Regions from separate parts of the Homo sapiens genome. Here regions 1 and 2 are each linked to region 3. A link is a loop called in an ENCODE intact Hi-C map of the cell type or tissue named here. Cell type or tissue: B cell. All regions are shown on one strand.

Region 1 (8,000 bases), 540 kb after region 3:
GAGCTGGGGTTGTATCAGACACTGCCAGTGAGTGGGGCAGACACGTTGAAGCAAGCTGGGCGTGGCAGAAAATCAGGTGTGCCCGAGGCCTGAGCACCCCCTCCCTTTTGGTCCTCACAGCAGTAGGATTCCCCCGTAGACATCTGGGTCCTGATTGCGTGGCTCTGGAGAGGGAGGAGAGGTTGTCCACAGCACCACCCCCTCTGCAGACACACACACACACACACACACACACGCACGCACACACCCACGCACACGCGCGGGCGCACACGCAAACACACACATGCACACACACACACACACATATCTGAACAGGCCAGGCTGGGTCAATGCAGTGTCTCGCTGTGAAACGAGGGGAGAGCAGACGCCCTGTCTGAGAGCCACATGAGCCAGCAGCCTGCGTAGGAGCAGCAAACCATGTCCGAGACTCTGGGTGGGCCTCGTTTATGTCTGGAAAGAAAAGGGATTCTGAGGAGGGCTGGGGCAGGCAGCCGGCTGCAGGGCAGGGAGCTCACCCCCATTCACCGCAGCCCGCAGCCCACCATATGGGCCAGGAGGCTCAGCAGGCCAGCCCTGGCTGCCAGGGTTCCCCGGGGACAGCTTTGGAGCGCCTGGCTCAGCGGCGCCTTTCTCTTGGATGTTTAACCTCCCAAAGCTGTTGGTGGTTGATCAGGCAAGCAGAGGGTGCTTCGACTCTGGCCGACTTGAAGAGCCCTCTTGCCTCTCCTGCATGGGATTTTCCTGCCCGTGGGTCTGTTGATGAAGGGGGGTATCCCTGGGTCACCACCAGCTAAAAGGCATTTCTTTAAAATAAAAAAAAAAAAGCCAGATATAGACAGCACTGCCTGCAGGAGCCAGGTGAAGAGCAGGATAGAAACAGTTGCCCAGATTCTCCAAGCCCAGGGATGACTCCCACCTTCACTGTCTGACCTCGGGCCTCAGGGCCCGGATAATTGTCTCATCGGGCCTCCACCCTAGACTGTCTGAATACTTCTGCAGCCCAGCCCTCACCACAGAGGCCATTGTCATTTTTTAAAAATAGTAATAATGGATAAACATTACATTTAAATTGTGATACATCTAGACAATGGAATATTACTCAGAGAGAAAGAGAAATGGGCTATCAAGCTACATAAAGACATGGAAGGAAATGTAAACACATATTGCTAGGTGAAAGAAGCCAGTTCCAAAGGCTGCAGCCTGTATGATTCTGACTATGTGACATTCTGGAAATGGTAAAACCGTGGGCCGGGCGCAGCGGCTCACACCTGTAATCCCAGCACTTTGGGAGGCTGAGGCAGGCGGATTATTTGAGGTCAGGAGTTCAAGACCAGCCTGACCAACATGACGAAACGCCATCTCTACTGAAAAAATGTATATACAAAAATTAGCTGGGCGTAGCAACATGGGCCTGTGGTCCCAGCTACTCAGGAGACTGAGGCAGAATTGCTTGAACCCCGGAGGCAGAGGTTGCAGTGAGCTGAGATCGTGCCACTGTACACCAGCCTGGGCAACAGAGCGAGACTCCCTCTCATGAAGACAGTAAACAGATCAGTGGCCACCGGGGTTTGGAGGGGAACGGAGGACGACTGTGTGGAGCGCAGGGGGTTTTGGTTAGTGAAATGATTCTATAACTTACTGGAACGGTGGATACAGGGCATTGTGCGTTTGCTGAAACCCACAGAGTATACAACACAAAGCGTGAACTCTAATGTTGACTGTGGACCCTAGTTAATGACAATGTATCGGCATTGGTTCAATTGGAACAAATGTGCCACACTAATGCAAGACCTCAGCAACAGGGAAAGTGTGTATGTTGGCAGTGGGGAGGGTAATACAGGAACACTGTATTTTCCACTCAATTTTTCTGTAGACCTAAAACTTCTCTAAAAAGTAGTCAATTAACTCTAGTCTGGGCAACATAGTGAGATCCCCATCTGTTAAAAAATATTTTTAGTAGACTCTAAATTAAATAATAATAACAGGCCGGGCGCAGTGGCTCACGCCTGTAATCCCAGCACTTTGGGAGGCCGAGGTGGGCGGATCACCTGAGGTCTGGAGTTGGAGACCAGCCTGACCAACATGGAGAAACCCTGTCTCTACTAAAAATACAAAATTAGCCGGGCGTGGTGACGCATGCCTGTAATCCCAGCTACTCGGGAGGCTGAGGCAGGAGAATTACTTGAACCCTGGAGGCGAAGGTTGTGGTGAGCCAGGATCACGCCATTGCACTCCAGCCTGGGCAACAAGAGCAAAACTCCATCTCAAAAAATAGTAACAGTAAATTACACACAGTGCACATTTCATTGTGTGTCTATTAACCATGCCTTTTATTTTCTGCATTCTGATGCTTTGACATCTTGGGGCCTTCCGGACCCTGGTGGGACTGCCCCCTCCCAGGGTTAGGTAATTTCTAAATGTAGCAAACAGCTCACCTTCTAAAGGGCCTTTCATATGCAAACCAACCAGTCCAGAGCCGACACCCCAGCCACCTCCTTTATCAGGCTCTGTCACTCTGGGCCACTATGCACCTGCCCTGATCACCCCAGGGCCAAGTGCCAGACATCTTGGGACAACCCCTATCCCCAGAGCCCTCTGAAACTATTCAAACTAGCAATCCTAAACCTGGTTACCCCACCCAGTCCTTCCCATGGAAACCACAGGAAAGGCTCCTGCCGGGCTCTACTTCCCTCTGCCTCTGGCCAGCCCTGGTGCTTCCCCGTGTGGCCTGCATGGTGTGGTCTGGGCCTTTCTCGAGGCTGTGAGTAATAAACTGTCTTGTCCATTGCCTGGTCCATTAGCCATATCAGACCTAAATAACAACAGCACCTACATTTTAAACAGCACTGACCTAGGACCGACACAGGGTGAGGCGCTGGACAAGTTATCCACCCGGGACTCTCGTTTTGAAGGTGAGCTTAGCTTGGTTTTCAGGGCAGCAGCAGCAGCTCCTAAATTGAAGGATTTTCAGCCTGTGGAGTAGCCATGAGACCCATGCTCTCTGGGAGTCCTGGACTGTGGGAGTAGGGATGGAGCCCACCCCGTTTACTCCCCAGGTGAATGAACTGAGGTCCAGAGAGGGGAGGATTTGCCCGAAGTAGCCAAGCTCACTAGCAGCCCATCTTGCACTTGGCACGTGTGGGAAGCCAGAGAAGCTGGGCACAGCTCAGTGTCTCATACCCTCTGCCATCCCTGGAGGGGTGAGGCTCAGACACCCACTGCCGACACAGACACCCAATTTCAGTCAAGCCCCCAGACCCCCAGCCTACCCATGGCAAGGACGTTCCAGCCAAGTTGCCTTTCTTCCTGTTCCTCGGTATCCTGTCCTCCTATCCGGGCCTCACCTGACCTCAGTGCCACCCAGGGCCCCAGCCCTCCAGTTCAGGAGGGCTCGAGACCTGCAGATAGGATCTTAGCACTGACACGTCAGAGGGTCCCCCGATGCACACGAGCCACCTCCCCTCCCTCACCGCTGCTGCGGGGCAAAGCCAAGCAGATGCTCTTAGCAGAGTGGCCCTGGGATGCCTTGGGAGGCACAACTGGTAGCTGCGTGCAGCTCAAAGCTGGAGCCACCTCCAATGCCCAGAGGAGGCTGGCCAGAGGGGCGAAGAGGAAACCAGGCTGTCACGTCAGGTCAAGTGATACATTCGGTGGTGGCCTGACCCCAGCCGGCTTGGGGAGGAAGCTTTGGGACCCGGACTCTCATGCCCAGACTCTGTGTGTGTGTGTGTGTGTGTGTGTGTGTGTACACGCGCATGTGCGTCTGTATGCACATACGTGTGTGTGCATACACGTGTGTGTGTGTGTGTGTGTGTGTGTGTGTGTGTGTGTGTGTGTGTAGGGGCAGAGTGGAGCTCTCCCTAAAAGTTCTTCTTAAATAGATAATGTTTATCAAGAAGTACCCAGACCAGCAGCGGGAAAAATACTTAATAACCACTTAAGTAAACAGCAAGATTGGCAGGAACCATTTTTCAAGAGAAAAGAGCTGGGAGAAGGCTGCCAAGCGATGGATGGAAAGTATAATAAATTCCACGTCACTGCAGAGGCTCTGGCTCTCCAAGGCACTCTGGGCCCATATCTGTCGCTAAGGCTCTGATGGGCCGGCACAGGACACTTCATCATCTTACTACTTTGACATATCACATCCCAAAAGGTGGTGCTGGGCTTGGGATGTGGTGGCTGTTCTTCCCAAACCACTGGGAGTTTGGAGAGTTCTGTGTCTGTGGAAGGGGAGCTGCGTCGAGCTCGCTGGGGCTGTGGCACCAGGAGGAAAGAGCATTTTCCAGGAGCCAGTGTCCCAGGCAGAGGATGGGAGGTGGCCTTAGGTGATGGCATATGAAGAGGGCCGTTCCTCCTCCTTCATGCAAGGATCATGCAGCTGGCCCTAAGCCAGCCTCCAGGCACTCTGGCCAAGCCTCATGTGCCCTTCCCCTTCCCCAGTAGTTCCCAGCGTGGGGCAAACAGTTCTGTCTTCTCAAGACCCAGGCGACGTGTCTCCTTTGCAGATGCTTCAGAATCCGGAGCAAGAACTCTGCAGAATGAGGCAGCTGAAGTGCCCCAGTGGAACCTCATTCTGCAGACCTAGCCCAGGGGAGGTTACCGGGCAGGCAGCTTCACAAACCCACACACAAGCAAAGGGATGTTTTATTTGAGACCACGAGGCCATGGTGATTCCCAACTCACCAATCCATGCTCCGGCACTGACCTGCTGTGTGAACTCAGACGAGCCCCTTAACCTCTCCTCCACCTCAGGTGTTCTCCCCCGTCAAATGCAATTCACAGTTTTAGCTCTGCCGGCCCCGCCAGGCTGTGGGCAGATCAGGTGAGAAAAAGGGATGTGAAAGCAAGTTTGTGAACGGCACAGCACGGAGCAAAGGCAGGACACTGTCACTTCCCATCATGGGTGCTGAACACAGAGCCACACCCCTGCCAGCCTCAGGCCGGGGTGCCCAGCCTCCCCCAAAAAGCTGCATCACAGGGCTCTCCCAAGCCCTTATTTGCATTTAGCTCCCCTCTGTGGTCCTCCCTGCAGTGGCTGAGGATGGTAATAATGACAGTAGCTGAGCTTCGTTGAGTGTGTTGCACAACAGCGCATTGCACTCTCCCAGCAACCCCGTTTTTCAGATGAGGAAGCTGAGGTGTAGAGAAGGTAAGAAATTGGCCAAAGTCAGAGTGAACGAGCAGTGAGGCTGGGTGTCCGCCTCGGATCTGTCCGGCAGCCCCTGGGCTGGGTTTCTCAGGCATTGGCCCTCCAGCTTGGTGATTTTTGCCAGCGTTGTGCCCACCCTGGACTATGATGTATAATATTGTGTGTGTATGTATTAGGTATAGTCATTTATTCAACACATTTTTATTGAGGACCTAATATATGTGCCAGGCATCACTCTGGCGTTAGACATAGGTAGTAAACCAAATGGACAAAAATACCTACCCATGTAGGGCTTTTTATTTTTTGAGACAGGGTCTTGCTGTGTCACCCAGGCTGGAGTGCAGTGGTGCAATCACGGCTCACTGCAGCCTCTGCCTCTGAGCTCAAGTGATCCTCCCACCTCAGCCTCCAAAGTACCTGGGACTACAGGTGCATACCGCCATGCCCACCTAGTTTTTGTTTTGTTTTGTTTTGTTTTTTTTGTAGAGACAAGTTTCACCATGTTCCCCAGGCTGGTCTCAAACTCCTGGGCTCAAAAGCAATCCGCCTACCTCAGTCTCCCAAAGTGCTGGGATTACAGGTATGAGCCACCCCTCCTGACCATGAACCTACTCACTTTTGAAGTAACGTTTATTTTCAGTCTGGGTATGGTGGCCTATAATCCCAGCACTTTGGGAGGCCAAGGCAGGTGGATCACTTGAGGTCAGGGGTTCAAGACCAGCCTGGTTAATACGGCCAAACCCCGTCTCTACCAAAAATACAAAAATTAGCCAGGTGTGGTGGTGCTCGCCTGTAGTCCCAGCTACTTGGGAGGCTGAGCCACAAGAATCACTTGAACCTGGGAGGTGGAGGTTGAAGTGAGCTGAGATCCTGCCACTGCCCTCCAGCCTAGGTGACAAAGGGAGACTCTGTCTCAAAAGAAAAAAATAATAATAATAACATTGATTTTTAAAAGACAAGTTCATGTCGCTACTACAAATGAAAATCCAGCATTGGATTTTCTGATCCTGTAAACATAAATAACATTAGAAATCAAGGTCAGCAAAGTCTAGCTGAGTGTTCTTGTCTGCTGAAGGCTTGAATCCTGAAGAACGCTCTTATTTGCTTAAAAAGGAGATTTCCAATCTTCAAAAATGTTTAAACATGGAATTATCCTATGACCCAGGAATTCCACTCTTAGTATACACCCAAAAGAATTGAAAACAGATATCCAAATACTTGCACATGAACGTTCACAGAAGCACAGTTCATCTCACAGAAGCAGAAAGGTAGAAACAACCCAAATGTCCACCCAGGGCTGAATGAATACACAAAGTGTGGTTGACCCACGCAGTGGAGTGTCACAAAAGGAGGGCCCATGGCTGGGCGCGGTGACTCATTCCTCTAATCCCAGCACTTTGGGAGCCCGAGGTGAGCAGATCACCTGAGGTCAGGAGTTCGAGACCAGCCTAGGCGACATGGTGAAACCCCATCTTTACTAAAAATACAAAAATTAGCCAGGTGGGGTGGTGGGCACCTGTAATCCCAGCTACTCGGGAGGCTGAGGCAGGAGAATTGCTTGAACCCCAGGAGGAGGAGGTGGCGGTGAGCCGAGATTGCACCACTCACTGTATTCCAGCAGTTTGAGTGACAGTGAGACTTCGTCTCAAAAAAAAAAAAAAAAAAAAAAAAGAAGGCCCACAAAAAGAGGGAAGCACCAATTCAGGCTGCAGCACGAAGGAACCTCCGAAACATCACGCTCAGTGAAAGATGCCACACACAAAAGGTCACATGTAAAATAATTACATTGCTATGAAATATCCAGAATAGGTAACTCCACAGAGACAAAAAGCAAGGTGCTGAATGCCAGGGGGTGGGGGGCGGGTGTGGAGATGGGGTGGGGGAAGGAGGAAGGAGTGGTTGCTTAATGAGTATGGGGTTTCCTTTTGGGGTGATGAAAAGTGTCCTAGAACTAGATAGAAGCGACAGTTCCACAACATTGTGAACACAATAAATGTCACAGAAGTGCGCACTTTAAAGTGGCTAGTGGTGAATTTTATGTTCAGTGAATTTTATCTAAATTTTTTTTCAAATGGGAGATTTCCAAGTGTTAGCAAGGTGTTAGAGACATACCTTCACCAAATGAGATTTTCTCCTTAATGCTGTAAGAGAAGAATGAACGAGAATGGCATATTGCCTGCTAATCTCCACGGTACTTTCGCCTGCAGTGTCTCCTTGGGTCTGCTCGGTGACCTTGGACTGCCGACGGGAAGGTGATGGTATCTGCATTCGTTTCCTGGGGCTGCCATCACGAAGAACCACAGACTGGGGGTGGCCTCAACATCAGAAATGTATCGTCTCACAGTGCTGGAGGTTAGAAGCTCAAGATCAAGGTGTCAGCAGGTTTGGCTTCTCCTCGGGCCTCTCTCCTTGGCTTGCAGGTGTCTGTCTTCCCACTGTGTCCTCACATGGTCTCTGGGCGCTCACACATCCCTGGTGTCTCTGTGTCCAAATTCTTGTGAGGACACCAGTTGGGTTGGATGAGGAGCCACCCTAACGGCCTCATTTCAACTTAATCACCTTTGAAAGGCCTCATCTCCAAATACTGTACAGTCACATTCTGGGGCACTGGGGGCTTGGGCTTTAGCACATAAATTTCGTCGAGAGAGGACACGATCTGGCCCCCAACGATGTCCCAGCTGACTTGATGAGGGACATGCAGAAGGCAGCTCAAGCCACAGAGTTGGTGGGAGCAGCACCGGCCAAGAGCCCGTGTGCTCAGAGCTCCCCCCATATATGCTCCTCCACACCTGCTGCTGCACCCAGGGGTGTGAATGACCATACACACACACACACGCGTGCACACACACAC
Region 2 (8,000 bases), 680 kb after region 3:
TAATTTTTTTCCATGGAAACAAAAAAAATATTAAGATGAGACATTTTAAAAATATATAGGTTATTCAAAAGGGTAAAAATGTATTGCCAGAACCTCTGAGTAGGTACATGAACGTATAAGTTCTTGAACAAATTGTGAAACAAAGGAAGTGAGCCTAGCGGCAAGGAAGCGGGGCGCTGTGCTCCGGGGGCGCCTCCCGAGGGCACTTCTCCTGAGTCTCAGATAAAGTGAAAGTTCACATCTCTGTTTCATATAACTTTTCACTAAAACTTTAAACATAAAGGCAGTTTCTAAGTTTAGACAAAGTTACAGTTTATAACTCTAAAGGATGCTGACAGTCTGCTGTCTAAAAAATAATTTGTTTACCCAGACCAGTTTCTTTTCTGTGTTTTTTTAAAAACAACTTTATTGAGTTATTGTGGACATTATATTTAAAGAGAAGAAATAGATAAGTGTTGGCATATATTCACCTGTTAAACCATCACCATGATCAAGATGACACCCATCATCCCTGAAGGTGTCCTTGTGACCTTTTCTGATCCATCTCCTCTGTCCCCACCCTACCCCCATCTGTCTCTAGGCAAACACTGATCTGCTTTCTGCCACTATAAAAGAGTTTTTATTTCTAGAACATTGTATTGAGGGACTCCTACACTGTGCACTTTGGCTCCTTTCACTCAGTGTATTGCTTTTGAAATTCATCCATGCTGTAGTGTGTATCAGTAGTTCATTCCTTTTTATTGCTGAGCAGTGTTCCATTGTGTAGGTGTATCACAGCTATTTATCCTCTTCATTCTCCTGTTCATGGACATCTGCGTTTTTCCAGTTTTGAGCTATTGAGTAAAGCTTCTTTTAACATTTATGTACAAGTCTTATATGGCTATATACTTTCATTTATCTTGAGTAAATGTATAATAGTAAAATGGCTATGGCATATGATAGGTGTATGTTTCATTTTTCAAGAAATTGCACACAGCTCTTTCCCAACGTGTTTATACTGTTTCACAGTTCTGCATCTTCACCAATGTGTGGTATGGTCATCTTCATAATTTTAGCCATTCTAATAGGTATGTAGTGGTATCTCATTACACTTTTAATTGGCATTAACCTAATGACTAATGTGGCACTTTATTTTAATGTGCTTATTTGTCATCTTGGTGAAGCGTCTTTTAAAGTCTTTTGCCCATTTTTCATTGTTATTTATTTTCTTTTTCCAGATTGGTTTCTGATACTAAATTGGCCTCTAGAGTTGGGCAGAAAGACTCATCGCTACAGGTTGTCTACATGCCTCAGTCATTGCCCTTCTATGTGTGTAGTTACTTGTAAATAGTAATATCAGAAAATATGCACTTTCAAATAGAATCACATTTTATCTAGCTTTTAGCATAACCAAAGATTACATTAATAAATGAGCTAAATATTAGTCACATTTTGCTACCTAGAGATGGCTAGTTAATTCATTAATTAACTTAAACAGTTAATAAATACCTGTTAGATGGCAGAGATCAGTTCCCTGTTCTCAAAGAAGGAAACTACAGACACTGGGTTCTCCTTGAGGGTGGAGGGTGGAAGGAGGGAGAGGAGCAGAAAAGATCAGTGTTGGGCACTGGGTTTCATACCTGGGTGATGAAATAATCTGTACATCAAGCCCCCCATGACATGAGTTTACCTGTGTAACAAACCTTCATATGTACCTCCTAACCTAAAATAAAGGCTTTTTTAAAAAAGTTCCCTGTTCTCAAAGAGATATTTTAGTGGGAAGAGCCAGGCAGATAAGCAAATATATGTATATGCAAATGAATGCAATAAAATGTTCTGGGCATTGTAACTGCTTTATCTCAGCCAGGTGTCAGTAGGTCAGTATAAGCATTTCATGGCCAGTGGCGGATAGGGAGCCAGTGCTTCCAGGTATGAGAAGTCAGGCTCTAAGGAAAGTACAAAAAAGAAATTTTACAATGTTGGCAGCAGAGGAGCTGCTGAGTGAGGTGGTGGCCAGTGCAGTGAGGACCCAGCAGATGGTCAGTGAAGTTGGTTGTGATTTATCTATCTCACACTTTCTACCTGAAAGGATTTAGGTTTGGTCATCTTTTCATCAAATATTTGCATCTCTATAAGAAAAGATAACTTGTTTTTAAAAGTAAGTGAGAGAATTGGGAAAGGAAAATACTGATATGAATGAGGTAAGTGCATACAAGAGCTGGGCCACTCCCAGTTGTGCCCTAAGTTTGCTATGAAAGCAAGGACAAGGAGGGGTTGCCTTATCCCAGTCATCTTAAACCCGTCCATCAGGTCATTAAAACTGAGCACCCTTACCAAGCTATTCTACCCAAAAAAGAGTTGAAACTGTTTTTCAGCTCTTTTGAGAGAGGTGGAAGGTGGGAAGCTAGCTCATAGAGTCCTTGAACACCTTCCTAAGGACTTTAGATCTTCTGGACCAGAGAGGGAGCCATTGGAGAGTTTTAAGTAGGAGAGTGACATCATGAGATTTGTGCTTTAGAAAGATCACTGAACCTGCAGAATTGAAGACGAATTAAACAGAGGAGGAGAGAGGGCTGGAGGCAGCAGGTACAGTTGGATCAGTGCATAGGTCAGACTCCAGCTTACTAGCTAAGTGGCGGGGGTAGACAGGGAAGGGTAGTGATGATTGATAGAGTAGGCAGAACTTAGAAACTAACTGAGCTAACTAATCATTTGATCCAGCAGATATTTATTGAGCACCTGCTATTTGCTTGGTACTGTGCTGATTGCTATGGGAAGAAAATGTTAAAATAGAGATACACTTCCCACTCTCATGGAGCTGAGTCTTATGAGGAATGGACATAAATCTCAACCACAGTGATACATGTATCCTTACTAACTGGGATGGTGACTGTGTGACAGCATCAACAAAGGAGCCCAAACTTGGCAGGAGTTGTGGAAGGTATCATTGAATCTGAAGGGTGAGCAGGACCCAACTAGGCCAGGGAACACTCCTACATAGAGAGGGAACAGCATCTGTAAAGAGCCTGTGGCCGTATGGAGTATGACATTTTCCATGAACTAAACAAACAGGAAGCTATGAAATAGCAGGGTATGAGGTGAGGCCAAAGTGAGAGATGGGGATTGGTTCACTATGCGAGGCATCAAAGAGGAGTTGTGCTCTTTTGCCTAAGAGAATAAGAAGGCTTTTCCAAATCAGTTTGAAATAAGGCCAATTTCTCTCCTCCTGCACCAGCCTTGTCTTACTAAATGTTGGAGTAGTTTAACTTTGGCTCCCTCTTCTGGCGGGTTGTAGGATTCTGCACTTTTGGAGAGAAAATACCTAAGATTACTGCTATTTCCCAATTTATCAGTCCTGGGAGAACACATTTGAGACATAATTCCACTTAAATCTTCTGTGTTTCATGAGATTTAGGATTTGCCATTTGTTCTGAGAGCTCATTTAGTTCAGGATGATTTAGCATGAAAAGAGATGTGGTCAAGAAGGAGTTAAGGGAACTGACAAGCTCTACACCCAGTGGACTTTCTTTGCCTTTAATGTTTTGTCCAGTGTGTTGCCTCACTTGGAGAGAGTTATGATCAATGTTACATATGAGAAGATTACAGGAGAGCCAGTAGGCATTAATGCTGTCTTGATTACTCAGCTTTAACATATGCTCTTAGCGGCATTTTCTAAATTGATCTTCTAAATAAGCCTGTTGTTTAAAAAGAACTTAGATGTGCTTGCATATATGATACATAGTACATTTTCTTACAGCAGGAATATCCAAGGGCCAAAACAAAGTAACCTTTTAATGAAATGATTCTTACTGTTTGTAGTCATTATTAAAATAATTTTGCTTTCTTTTAACATTCATGTTATCTAGTATGTGATGTATTGAGAGTGGCATTTGGTACCTTTTAGAGAGGTAACTGTAATATGCTAGAGTAGAAAATACCTCTGAACGGCATTTCTCATTAGCAACAGACACTAAGTTAATGTAGTTTGTAGTTAATGAGTCTGTGCTTGTTTTGAGTTGGGCTCCAAATGTTGCCACGGTGATAGATCAGCCAGAAGCATCCACTGAACAAACAGAAGGCACCACTTTGTATCCCTCCAGGACTGCTGATGAGCACAGCAGATGGACCCTCCGTACTCAGAGCTGTCTTCTGCTCGCATCTCATTGTTCTAAGGCAACTTCTCGCCACAATGTTTGCTGCTGTATAGGCTGCAGAAGAAATTGTAATAACAAAAATATTCCTTGGAATCACTGATTATGTTGGCACAAGAGAATAGTTCTCTTACATAGTCACATTTGCAAACAATCTTATATTTGAGTAAATTTAAAATGTTAAGAAACTCTGAATCTTTGAATATTTATTCTGAAATGACTAGAATTACTGCTTGATTTTTGACAATTTTTTTCATTGTGTGGGGTGTCCATGCATAAGAGAAGTTCTATGCTTTATCTTACAAAAGCTTGTTTCTTAAGTTCTGAGATGACATCAGTCATAGGACATATCATCTATTCAATAACGTCCTGTTGACAGAGGTGGAGCATGAATGAGGAAACCTTGTTGTATTTATACATCAATTGTAAGGGGCATCCAAATTTCAGAAAGAAGATGTGTTAAAATGTGTGGGTTAAAAATGTCCCTCCCAGTTAGCATTTTTACCTATAAAAAGTTAGTTTTAAAATATACTGCTCTCATCCATTTCACACCTACTTGTTATTATACTTTAGGCTAATGGTGGCAGCCCACGGGATTCTAATTGAGGATCCTTTTAACAGTAAATGCCATTACTGGGAAACAGTGGTATACCTAGCTCATACCACATACTGTGATGTTGTCTAGGTAGATGGAAGATTTAAATGTACTACTTGGGCCAGGCACAGTGGCTCAGCCTGTAATCCCAGCCACTTTGGGAGGCCGAGGTGGGCGGATCACCTGAGGTCAGGAGTTCCAGACCAGCCTGGCCAAGATGGCAGAACCGCATCTCTACTAAAAGTACAAAAATTAGCTGGGCGTGGTGGTGGGCGCCTGTGATCCCAGCTACTCGGGAGGCCAAGGCAGGAGAATTGCTGGAACCCAGGAAGCGGAGGTTGCAGTAAGCCGAGATCATGCCATTGCACTCCAGCCTGGGCAACAGAGCAAGACTCCATCTCAATAATAAATAAATAAAACTCCTTGCTAAAAAAGTCTATATGCTCTTAACCAGATTTCGGCTGAAGAATATAGAAACTACTCTAGCTGTTATAAGCAGAAATGGGTTTAAAATATGGAGGACTGGGTGCGTATAAAATCACTGAAAGGGCTGAAGGGGGTAAACTCTAGGCTGGGCCTTCAGAAATGACTCCCCAAAGAGTTCCCTGAAGAGCTGCTACCTCCAGGAATAATTGAGAGGCCCTATTGGCTCTCTTGACTTCTAGAGCACAGTGCCACTGCCGCAGACCAGGGGTCAGGAAGCGGCACTAACACTGTCTCTCTCAGCCACAAAAGGAGCGATTGGGAATGTGGCCCCTGCACAGAAACTGCCACCATCTCCAGTACTGTGCTTACAGGCACCCACAGCCAGTACCTGCCAGGTCACATGCACTCACATGTAACTGGGGGAACCAGATCCCTAGCCTCAGCTCTCCTTGCACGGAGGCTGCATAAGCTGTGTGCCAGGCTTGTCAGTCCTGCACCAGGTGTGCCTGTGGTGGTGGGTGGGAGAGACCATTTTAACTACTTGCTTTGTAAACATTTAAAATAATGGGATGGCTGTTCATTAACATTCATCTAGCGCCTAACACTTTCCAAACTGTTGGAGATATGGGAACCAAATTAAGGGGGGTGGTTTAGAACCAGAGTAAGATCTAATCCTCCATTCCTGAGTACAGCTGTCATTACCTCTTCTAAATTGCTGCAGTCTCTGCCTGCCTTCCCTTCTTTAGGTCATTCTCTGTGGTTCCTCCTTTAACATGATTATTTAACTTCTGTGGCTTCCATTGCTTCTGAGAGGAGGAGGATTATTATACTATAAACGCTTACTGTGTACTAAGTGCCAGTCACTGTTCTAAACCATTCTTTACGTAGATTAGCAATCAATCCTCAAGGAACTCTCTCAGTAAGGGATTCTTAGCTCCCTTTTATCCCCCCGCCCTTGCCCACATGTTATGGATGGCATGACTGAAGGATGGAGAAGCTAAGTAATTTATCCAGGATCCCCAGCAAAGAAGTGGCAGAGCTGAAGTTTCAACCCCAAGGCCATACTTGTAGCTACTGCACTCCCTCTCAGGAGAAGTGTATGGAACTGATAAACCCCCAGTTCTGAATGGTGATGATCTTTGCTGGGGGAAGGTGGAGTATACAGTCAGGGAGGGAAAGATAGGTGGGGCTTTGGTGGAATGGGGACATTTTATTTCTTAAGCTGGAGATTGGCTCCATGGAGATTTGTTGATTATTTGGTCTTTATGCCTTTTTAAAAATGTCTTAAATATTTCTAAATAAATTTTTAAAGAAAAGACTGTGTTGGTAGTTATGACTTGGGTGATTGAATAAGATAGAAGCACCTCAGCGTGCTCCCACTCCTGCTCTCCTGCTCTGTTCAGACCAGGGTGAGGAATGTAAGGTGGATCATAGGGAACTTCTTTTCCCATGTTGCATTCCTGCTCAGGTGGCGGAGCTGAACAAGGAGGGCACCGCTGCCTCCTCTCCCAACCACATGGCTCTAGAGTCTGCACAGGGTCTCAGAGACCTCAACAGCTTGAAGTGCTTGTTGAGCTTAGGTAACCCATGACTGCACAGCTGTTCAGCTCACCATGGGTTAACAATTGTAGCAACCTGTCTCTAGAGTTTCTCTCTGAAACTGGAGGCTCCAGGCTTCTCCTAGTGTGGCAGCCAGGCAGGAACACTGAGGAGTATCCATCCATGGAACCACCCAGTGCTCTCCCAGCTATAGGTCAAGTGATACAATCCAAAATCCTTCCAGGGTCTCTGCCTACCTCTCCAGCCTCCTGTGAAACAACCCTGCTAGGCTTCAGCCCCCGAAGGCGAGAAGCTCTTTTCCATTTCAGGGCCTTCCCATGCACTGTCTAGGCTGGTGGGAGTGAGTTTGTAGGTACGAGGTGCGCACACATACACACAGACATACTCTACCTCGCTAACCCTGACATACTTTTTCAGGCTCTGCTTAATTGTCACTTTCTCAAAGGAGCTTTCTGAATCCCTAAATTAGGTTATCTTGTCCCACTGTTCCTTTTATCATGCTTACAACAATGTGTAATTTTCTATTTGTGAAATCATTTTAAAGATAATGTCTCTTCTACTATATGATAAACTATAAAGACAGGAACCATATGTGTGTATATATATGGTTTTTGGTTTTTGGTTTTTGTTTTGTTTTTTTGGTTTTTTTGAGATGGAGTCTTGCTCTGTCGCCAGGCTGGAGTGCAGTGGCGCAGTCTCGGCTCACTGCAACCTCCACCTCCCGGGCTCAAGTGATTCTTCTGCCTTAGCCTCCAGAGTAGCTGGGACTACAGGTGTGCATCACCACGCCCGTCTAACTTTTGTATTTTTTTGAGTGGAGATGGGGTTTCACCATATTGGCCAGGCTGGTCTCGAACTCCTGACCTCGTGATCCGCCCCGCCTCGGCCTCCCAAAGTGCTGGGATTATAGGCGTGAGCCACCATGCCCAGCCGGAACCATGTTTTTTTATATAATACTCAGTATTCACAGTGCCTGGCACAGAATAGGAACCCATTAAATATTTTCTAAATAAGGAGAGGATAGGTGGGGATATTGACATGTTTGGGGGGGTGGAGCAAATGGTAGGCAGATTGCATGGGAAAACAACGAGTTTGAGCCCTTATTTACCGTGCTTTCCTTTTTTTGCAGCACTTTACACCTGGTGAACCATGTATCTTACTTACACATCAAGTTTATTATTGATCCTTTTTCTCTACTAAGATGTGAGCTCCACAGGGCCAGGGATCTCTCTTTTGTTCCTTGATACAGCCCCAGCCTAGAGGAGGCTGAGCTGTAGAAAACCTCTGTA
Region 3 (8,000 bases):
GTATCCAGGGCGTCCCCATGCCCAGGGTGTCCCCATGCCCAGGCACTGCCTCTCCCCACTTTCCTAATCTCCCTCCACCAACAGGTGTCAGCTGTGAAATGCCTGCTGTGTGTGTCCTTTGGTTGAGTTCATCTTGTGCTCTTAAGTTCCTGTTAGACACAGGCAGGCTGCTTTAGTTCTTCTGGCAAATGTTTTGTTGTTGTTGTTTGATACGGGGTCTCACTCCGTCACCCAGGCTGGAGTGCAGTGGCGCCATCTCGCCTCACTGCAACCTCCGCCTCCCAGGTTCAAGCGATTCTCCTGCCTCAGCCTCCCAAATAGCTGGGATGACAGGCGTCCGCCACCATGCCTGGTTAATTTTTGTATTTTTAGTAGAGATGGGGTTTCACCATGTTGGTCAGGCTGGTCCCGATCTCCTGACCTCAAGTGATCCACCCAGCTTGGCCTCCCAAAGTGCTGGGATTACAGGCATGAGCCACCGTGCCTGGCCCGTCTGGTGAATGTTTATTGAGGCCTACTATGTGCAGCCCCTCTCTTAGGTGCTTGGCCTGTAATGAGGAGCAACAAAGACACAGTCGCTGGTCGCTTGTTACTTAACAGTTGGAACTGAGAGGCAGTCCACAAATGAGCAAATCCATAGGTGGTTTTAGATGAGGACTGTGAAGAAGCTAAGAACAGGTTGCTGGGGGTGCATATCTGTGTGTGTGGCGAGGGGATTAATGGAAGCCCTTTCTGAGTGGTGACACTGAGCTGAAGCTGTAATGACCAGAAGGACCCAGCCAGGCCAAAATCCAAGGGAAGAGCAACCTGGCAAAGGAAACAGCAGGTGTGAAGGCCCGAGGCTGGAGCCTGGGGAAGGTGGGAGTGGCTGGAGTGTGTTTTCAGAGACGGGCCATGGTGACACCAATGCGACAGGCAGGGCCAGGTCGTGCCGGGCCTTGGAGGCCCTGGTGAGGGCTTGATTTTATTCTCACTATGGTGGGACCTCAGTGCCCTGTGGCTGCTGAGAATGGCCAGGGGCAGGCAGGGAGGCCTGCTAGGGAGGAGGCTGCTGCAGGCCCTGCAGCTGGAGAGGGAGGATCAGGATCTCTTTAGAGAGGAAGTTGGAGAGGGAGGATCTCTTTGATTGCTGGATGGACCCACCTGCCTGGCTGCCCCCGTCAGCATCCAGCAGAGGCCACTGGATGCTGACAGGTGGCCGGCCCTGCCCAGCCTTGCACTGCCCTGTGCTGCCCTGGTGGCTGCCGGCTTTAGGAGGAGCGCTTTTGGTGTCTGAGCCCAGTGGTCCTGGCTGTGGTTTGGTACACTTGGCCGTGGGTGAGGCCAAGGTGGTTTGGATCCTGGGAAGGTTGGGTACCTGGCAGCCTCAAGGCAGGAGCTGGGGTGTTGGAGGAGGAAGCACGCTCATCCCTCGTTCCTTCCTGTTTCGTGGGATGCTGAGTCTCTGGGCAGGGACATGGTGAGCCCTGGTGTGATGCACTTAACACCTGCTGGTGCCCCCATCCCCAAGCAGGAACCCTGGTGCCTGGTGCCTGAGGACTGCTGTCCACCGTCCCACCATCCTTCAGGTTTCTTCCCAGCCTCTGACTCGGGGCAAGGTTCAGATATCCAGAACATTCTTGGCTGGCTCTTGGAGCTGGGGTGAGGCAGAACCTCCCTCCCATATTTACAGCACCAGCCAAGGCTTCGGGGTTTGGACACCATCCCTGGGAGGGGTGAGCAGGACAAGTGAGGTCTCCAGACTTGGGGTGGCTTCGGACTGGCCAGGCAGGTGGGTGGGGGCTGCAGTCCATGCCCCCGCTCCAGGCAACACAGTCGAGCTGCAGCCCCCGCTCCATCCCCAGCTGGGGCTCCCTGTGCTCACCTTCTGCTTCCTTCCTCTCCCTCGGAATGGGGGGTGGACACTCCAAGACTAGCCTCCCAGCCACTCTCCCTGCCTCCTGCCTCCTCTCCTTCGGGACAGACCCCTGTGATCGCTGGGTGTTCCTGATGCTCTGTCCCCTCTGCGTCCTGTGCCGTGGGTGAGAGAGGGCTTCGGGGGGACTTCCCCCTCTTGGAGCACCTGCTGCTCCGGGTGCCTCTGGGGGCGGGCCCCCACCTCACATTGTGGAGCTGGTGTAGGAAGGAAGGTGCCGGGAGCCAGCTCCAATTCACGTGCTGGCTGTGGCCCTCAAGGTGTGGATGGCAGGAGGTGGTGAGACAGGGACTCATTGATCATGGGACTGACACCCCCTCATGTTGATGTGGGCCCTGAGCCATAATCTCACCAGCTCCTGAGTTTTGGCGCTGCTCTTGGCGATGGCGTGGACTCAGCCAGGCTCTCGGGCAGCCTTTCCTGGATTCTTCCTCCGTTCTCCCCTGGGCAGTGTTTCTGTTCACCTGGAAAGGATGGGTAGGACTTGGAGACAACAGGGATTCAAAGAAGTCGGGAGTGGGGGCACCTGTGCAGCTCACCCTGCAGAACAGACAATTTGGTTAAAGCCTAAAGCCTGCTGTCAGGAGCCTCGCTTGCCTCTCAGAGAGCACATGGCTTGACCATCACGGGGACTGGGGGAGAGGCACAGGCATGCCTGTCCGGCAGCAGAAGGGAACCCCGGGCCTGGGCCTCTCCATTCTGTGGCGTTGTCTTTCCTCAGAGTTGCACTGTCTCCTTCACTGTCCCTGCCTGGCCCCAGTGCTCATGTGGCTTGTGGCCCTCAGTCTGGGCTTGGTCTCCCGCAATTCACCCTGCCCAGCCCCACACAGCTTGTCCCTCCAGCTGGGAATCGGAGCTCACCTGGAGTCCCAGGCAGCAGATTCGATGCAGTGATGCAGGGCTGTCAGCCATGCCAGCAGGCCCTGCTGCTCACAGAGGGATGGGTATTGCTGTTGACAATAATTAAAGAACTACGGCTTCAGGCTGGGTACAGTGGCTCACACCTGCAATCCCAGAACTTTGGGAGGCCGAGGCAGGAGAATCAATTGAATCCAGGAGTTCCAGACCAGGCTGGGCAACATAGCAAGGCTTTGTCTTTACAAAAAATAAAAAATAATAATAATAATAAAAACTACAGCTTCAGAATGATTGACTTCAGCATGTTTATAAAGTCAAGGGTCTTCAGTGTCCTGGGCCTATGTCACTGCGTCAGAGGGAGAGAGGAAGAGGCTGGGGTGATGGGCACTGGGGCTTATGCTCCTCCTGGAATGGGTGGTCTTGGACTGTGCCTGTGTGATATGTTTGTCGAGCGGGGGCGGTGTCCACTGAGGACTGGATGTTGAGGTGTGGGTGGGGGGAGGTTATGAAGCACTGGGCATTTCCCGTGCACCAGTGCCCCGAGATTGCAGAGAGGGGACCCGCCCAGCCTGGGCAGGGAGGCGGGTGGCAGCGAGGAAGGGGAGAGGAACTCGGGTGCAGAAAGCCTTTCCTCCAGCAGGTGGCGCCGCAAGCTCTCGAGAGTCCAGCTCCTGCGGGGTTTGCATTTTCACTGAATTTGTGGGCAGAGGCTGCCTGGGTGTAGTTTCCGCCAACTGTGACTGCTCACTGCGGGCGAGGGGAAGTGGAGTGCAGAGAATGCACCGGAGGGCAGATGACCAGCCCCCGCACAGGCACGGGGGTGCCTCCTTCCCCGCACAGGCACGGGGGGCCCGAGCCCTTGGGGTTCCTGTCCTAACTGGGCGGGGAAAGGGAGGGTTGGAAGCTGAGTTAGGGGGAAAGGGGGTGGTCTCCTGCCATCTCTTTTATTTTATTTTTCCTATTTTTGGTTGATAGGTTTCAATCTTTTTTACATTTTTCCAACTTTTTGCCGTAAAACTTTTCAAACATAGAAAAGATGAAAGAGGGCTGAGTGTGGTGGCTCATGACTGTAATCCCAGCACTTTGGGAGGTTGAGGTAGGAGGATCACTTGAGCCCAGGAGTTCAAGACCAGCCCGGGCAATATAGTGAGATCCCATCTCTATAAAGGATACAAAAAATTAGTCAGGCATGGTGGTGCAGGCTTGGAGTCCCAGCTACTCGGAAGGTTGAGGTGAGAGGATTGCTTGAACCTGGGAGGTTGAGGCTGCAGTGAGCTGGGATTGTGCCAATGCACTCCAGCCTGGGCGACAGAACAAAACCCTGTCTCAAAAACAAAACAAAACAAAACCACAAAAAAGAAACCATGAAAGATTCTAAAGTAAACACCCATGCACCTACCACCTAGATTCCACAGCAACCATTTTGCTGTTTGCTTCACCACAAATCCCTCTGGCCACCAGCATCCACGCTGGTTTTGATGCACTTAAAATAAGCTGCAGAAATCAGCACACAACATCCTGTCAACACCTCAGTTTGCATTTCATTAACTAGAGTCCGGCATTTGTCTGTGATTATTTTTGTTTTTCTTTGAAGTAAAATGTATATACCCTGAGATGCACAGGTGTGAAACGTTCCGTTCTTTGAATTTTAACAAAGGTATCCACGTGTATCCCAGCCTGACCAGAACATAGAACATCACTATCACCCCAGTAAGTTCCTCATGCCCCTCCAGGTGCATCACAGTCCCCACCTTCCCCAGGGCAACCACAATTGTGCTTTTTTTCCACCACGAAATAATTTTGCCAGTTTGAGTGTTTCTTAGAGCTACCCATGTTGCTGCAGGTGCCAGCGATTTGTTCTGTTTTATTGCTGAGTAACGTCCACTGTGTGAACATTCTGTGGGTTTTTAGTCATTCTCTTGTTGAAAGACCCCTGGCTGTTTCCATCTGGAGGCTCTTATGAGTAAACCTGTTACGCTGGTTCTTCTTGTACAAGTTTTTCTGTGCATATGGGCGTTCATTTATTCTGTAGAAACACCTAGAGTAGGTATAGGGTAGGTATACATTTAGTTTTATAAGAAACTGCCAGATCTTTTCCCAAAGTGGCCCTTCCATTTCACACTCCCACCAGCAATGGATACGAGTTCTAGTTGCTCCACATCCTGGCCAACATTTGGTGCTGTCACTCTGTGAAATCTTAGTCATTCTGGTGGGCGTGTAGTGGTATCATCTCATTATGGCTTTAATTTGCTTTGGCCTGATGACTAATGCGGTTGAGCACATTTTCATGATTGGCTCTTCATATATTTTTCCTTTGTGAAATGTCTTTTCAAATCTGTTGCTCATTTTAAAATTGGGTTGCTTGACTTTTTCTTCTGGATACTGATCTTTTGTCAGATACGTGTTTTACAAATATTTTATTCCAGTCTGTGGCTTGCCTGTTCATTTTCTTTCCTTTTTCAAGAACAAGGTCTCGCTGTATTGCCCAAGCAGGTCTGAAACTCCTGGGCTCAAGCTGTCCTCCTGCCTCTGCCTCCCCAAGAGCCGGTTTTACAGGCATGAGCCACCATGCCCGGCCTGTTCATTTTCTTAGTGGTATTTTCCAATAAGCAAAAGTGTGTCACTTTAATTTTTATGAAGTCTAATTTAACAAACTCCTTTCTTTGTGGTTCTCTCTCTGTGTTCTTTGTAAGAAACCTTTGCCTACCCTGCCAAATTGCAAAGATATTTATGTTTTCCTTTAGAAGGCTTAGAGTTATATAGCTTTTATGAATTAACTTTTGCATATGGTGTGAGGTAGAGGGTCAGGGTTCATTTTGTTGTCGTTTTATGTGTTTATTCAGTTGTTCCAAACTTCATTTTTTTTTAAAGCTTTTATTTTGTATTTTCTTGGTGACTTATGAGGTCGCACAATTTTCCAAGATCCTTGTTGGTCATTTACGTATTTTCCTTTGTAAAATTATCTGTCCACGTCTTACTTCTTTTTAAAATTATGTTGTTTCAAGATCGAGTGATTTCTGAAGCCTTCATTTTATAATGCTTGAAAGAATGAACACCTTGTTCCCCAGCTACAGGCTTCTGCTCTTTGTCCTGCAGCTGCACAGTGGGGTAAGACTTGGGTTTTGTTTTGTTGCTGCTTTGTTGTTTCTTCATTTGACTGTTTCCCCATGGGTCTCATTTAAAAAAAAAATTGGCCGGGCACAGTGGCTCACGCCTGTAATCCCAGCACTTTGGGAGGCCGAGGCGGGCAGATCACGAGGTCAGGAGATCAAGACCATCCTGGCTAACACGGTGAAACCCCATCTCTACTAAAAATACAAAAAATTAGCCGGGCGTGGTGGCGGGCGCCTGTAGTCCCAGATAATCGGGAGGCCGAGGCAGGAAAATGGTGTGAACCTGGGAGGCGGAGCTTGCAGTGAGCCGAGATTGCACCACTGCACTCCAGCCTAGGTGACAGAGCAAGACTCTGTCTCAAAAAAAAAAAAAAAAAAAAATGTTGTTTCATATGTTTTTTATATATTCTGGATATAAGTCCTTTATCAGATATATGTATCATAAGTTTTTTTTTCCACATTGCTCCTTTCCTTTTGGTTTTCTTAATGATGTTATTTAATGAGCAAGAGTATTTTGTTTTCATAAAGTCCAATTTATCAACTTTTTCCAGTTTCGATTTATGATTTTTGTGACCTATGGAGGAAATCTTTGCCTACACTAAGGTCAAAAGAAGTTCTCTTATTTTCTAGAAATTTTATAGTTGTATATTCTATGATTCCTTTTATTTTTTAATTTTTTAAATTTTTACATTTTTTAACCTATTATAGCCGTCAGGATGTTGTATGATCCATTTTAAATCAGTTTTTGTATTTGGTTTGAGGTCAGGGTTAATTCTTGTTTTTCTATACTCATATCCAGTTCTAGCACCGTTTGTTGAAAAGACATACCTTACTCTATTGAATTACCTGACACCTTTGCTAAAAATCATTGACTGTATATGTGGCCCTATATTAGTATATGTACGTATATACATGTAGGCCCTGTGTTGACTGTATGTGTGGTCCTATATTAGTATATGTACGTATATACATATTGGCCCTATGTTGACTGTATATGTGGTCCTGTATTAGTATATACATATCAGCCCTATATTGACTGTATATGTGGTCCTGTATTAGTATATGTACATATATACATGTAGGCCCTATGTTGACTGTATATGTGGTCCTATATTAGTATATGTACATTTATACATGTAGGCCCTGTGTTGACTGTATATGTGGTCCTGTATTAGTATATGTACATATATACATATAGGCCCCGTGTTGACTGTATATGTGGTCCTGTATTAGTATATGTACATATATACATGTAGGCCCCATGTTGACTGTATATGTGGTCCTGTATTAGTATATGTACATATATACATATAGGCCCCGTGTTGACTGTATATGTGGTCCTGTATTAGTATATGTACATATATACATGTAGGCCCCATGTTGACTGTATATGTGGTCTTGTATTAGTATATGTACATATATACATGTAGGCCCTATGTTGACTGTATATGTAGTCCTATATTAGTATATGTACATATATACATGTAGGCCCTATGTTGACTGTATATGTAGTCCTATATTAGTATATGTACATATATACATGTAGGCCCCATGTTGACTGTATATGTGGTCCTGTATTAGTATATGTACATATATACATGTAGGCCCTATGTTGACTGTATATGTGGTCCTGTATTAGTATATGTACATATATACATGTAGGCCCTATGTTGACTGTATATGTGGTCCTGTATTAGTATATGTACATATATACATGTAGGCCCTATGTTGACTGTATATGTGGTCCTGTATTAGTATATGTACATATATACATGTAGGCCCTATGTTGACTGTATATATATATGTGGTCCTGTATTAGTATATGTACATATATACATGTAGGCCCCGTGTTGACTGTATATGTGGTCCTGTATTAGTATATGTACATATATACATGTAGGTCCTATGTTGACTGTATATGTGGTCCTATATTAGTATATGTACTGTATACATGTAGGTCCTATGTTGACTGTATATGTGGTCCTATATTAGTATATGTACTGTATACATGTAGGCCCTGTGTTGAGACACTATTGTGTTTTCTTGATATTTTGTCCATTCCTTTGCTGATGCCACATCTTGATTAATGTGGCTTTACAGTAAGTCTTAATATA

What was found. Peaks named below come from ENCODE experiments on the same cell type or tissue, not always from the same donor. Only the 100,000 strongest peaks of a DNase experiment are listed, where the experiment ranks them.
Region 1: it touches region 3 in a loop (5-fold over the local background); 2 of 110 quality-filtered maps call a loop at or near these places.
Region 2: it touches region 3 in a loop (20-fold over the local background); 8 of 110 quality-filtered maps call a loop at or near these places.

The regions. Positions count from the first base shown.
Region 1 is chr17:77,864,966-77,872,965 of GRCh38, forward strand. No RefSeq gene overlaps it. Among named protein-coding and RNA genes, the nearest start is that of LINC01973, 15 kb to the right of the region's middle. RefSeq lists enhancers at 4,617-4,706, 7,518-8,000. In B cell, no CTCF peak of the experiment used is centred here; DNase peaks (open chromatin) are centred at 2,486, 3,456 and 4,896; H3K4me3 peaks cover 1,297 bases; H3K27ac peaks cover 878 bases; H3K27me3 peaks cover 763 bases.
Region 2 is chr17:78,010,786-78,018,785 of GRCh38, forward strand. All of the region lies in intron 3 of TNRC6C (trinucleotide repeat containing adaptor 6C), which reads left to right. Among named protein-coding and RNA genes, the nearest start is that of TNRC6C, 56 kb to the left of the region's middle. In B cell, CTCF peaks have their summits at 3,263 (motif pointing left) and 3,469; a DNase peak (open chromatin) is centred at 3,256.
Region 3 is chr17:77,328,176-77,336,175 of GRCh38, forward strand. The region is part of intron 2 of SEPTIN9 (septin 9); the gene reads left to right. Among named protein-coding and RNA genes, the nearest start is that of SEPTIN9-DT, 50 kb to the left of the region's middle. RefSeq lists enhancers at 1,702-2,279, 2,280-2,855. In B cell, CTCF peaks have their summits at 3,422 (motif pointing right) and 3,625; DNase peaks (open chromatin) are centred at 6, 2,476, 3,446, 4,336 and 3 weaker places; H3K4me3 peaks cover 1,340 bases; H3K27ac peaks cover 2,093 bases.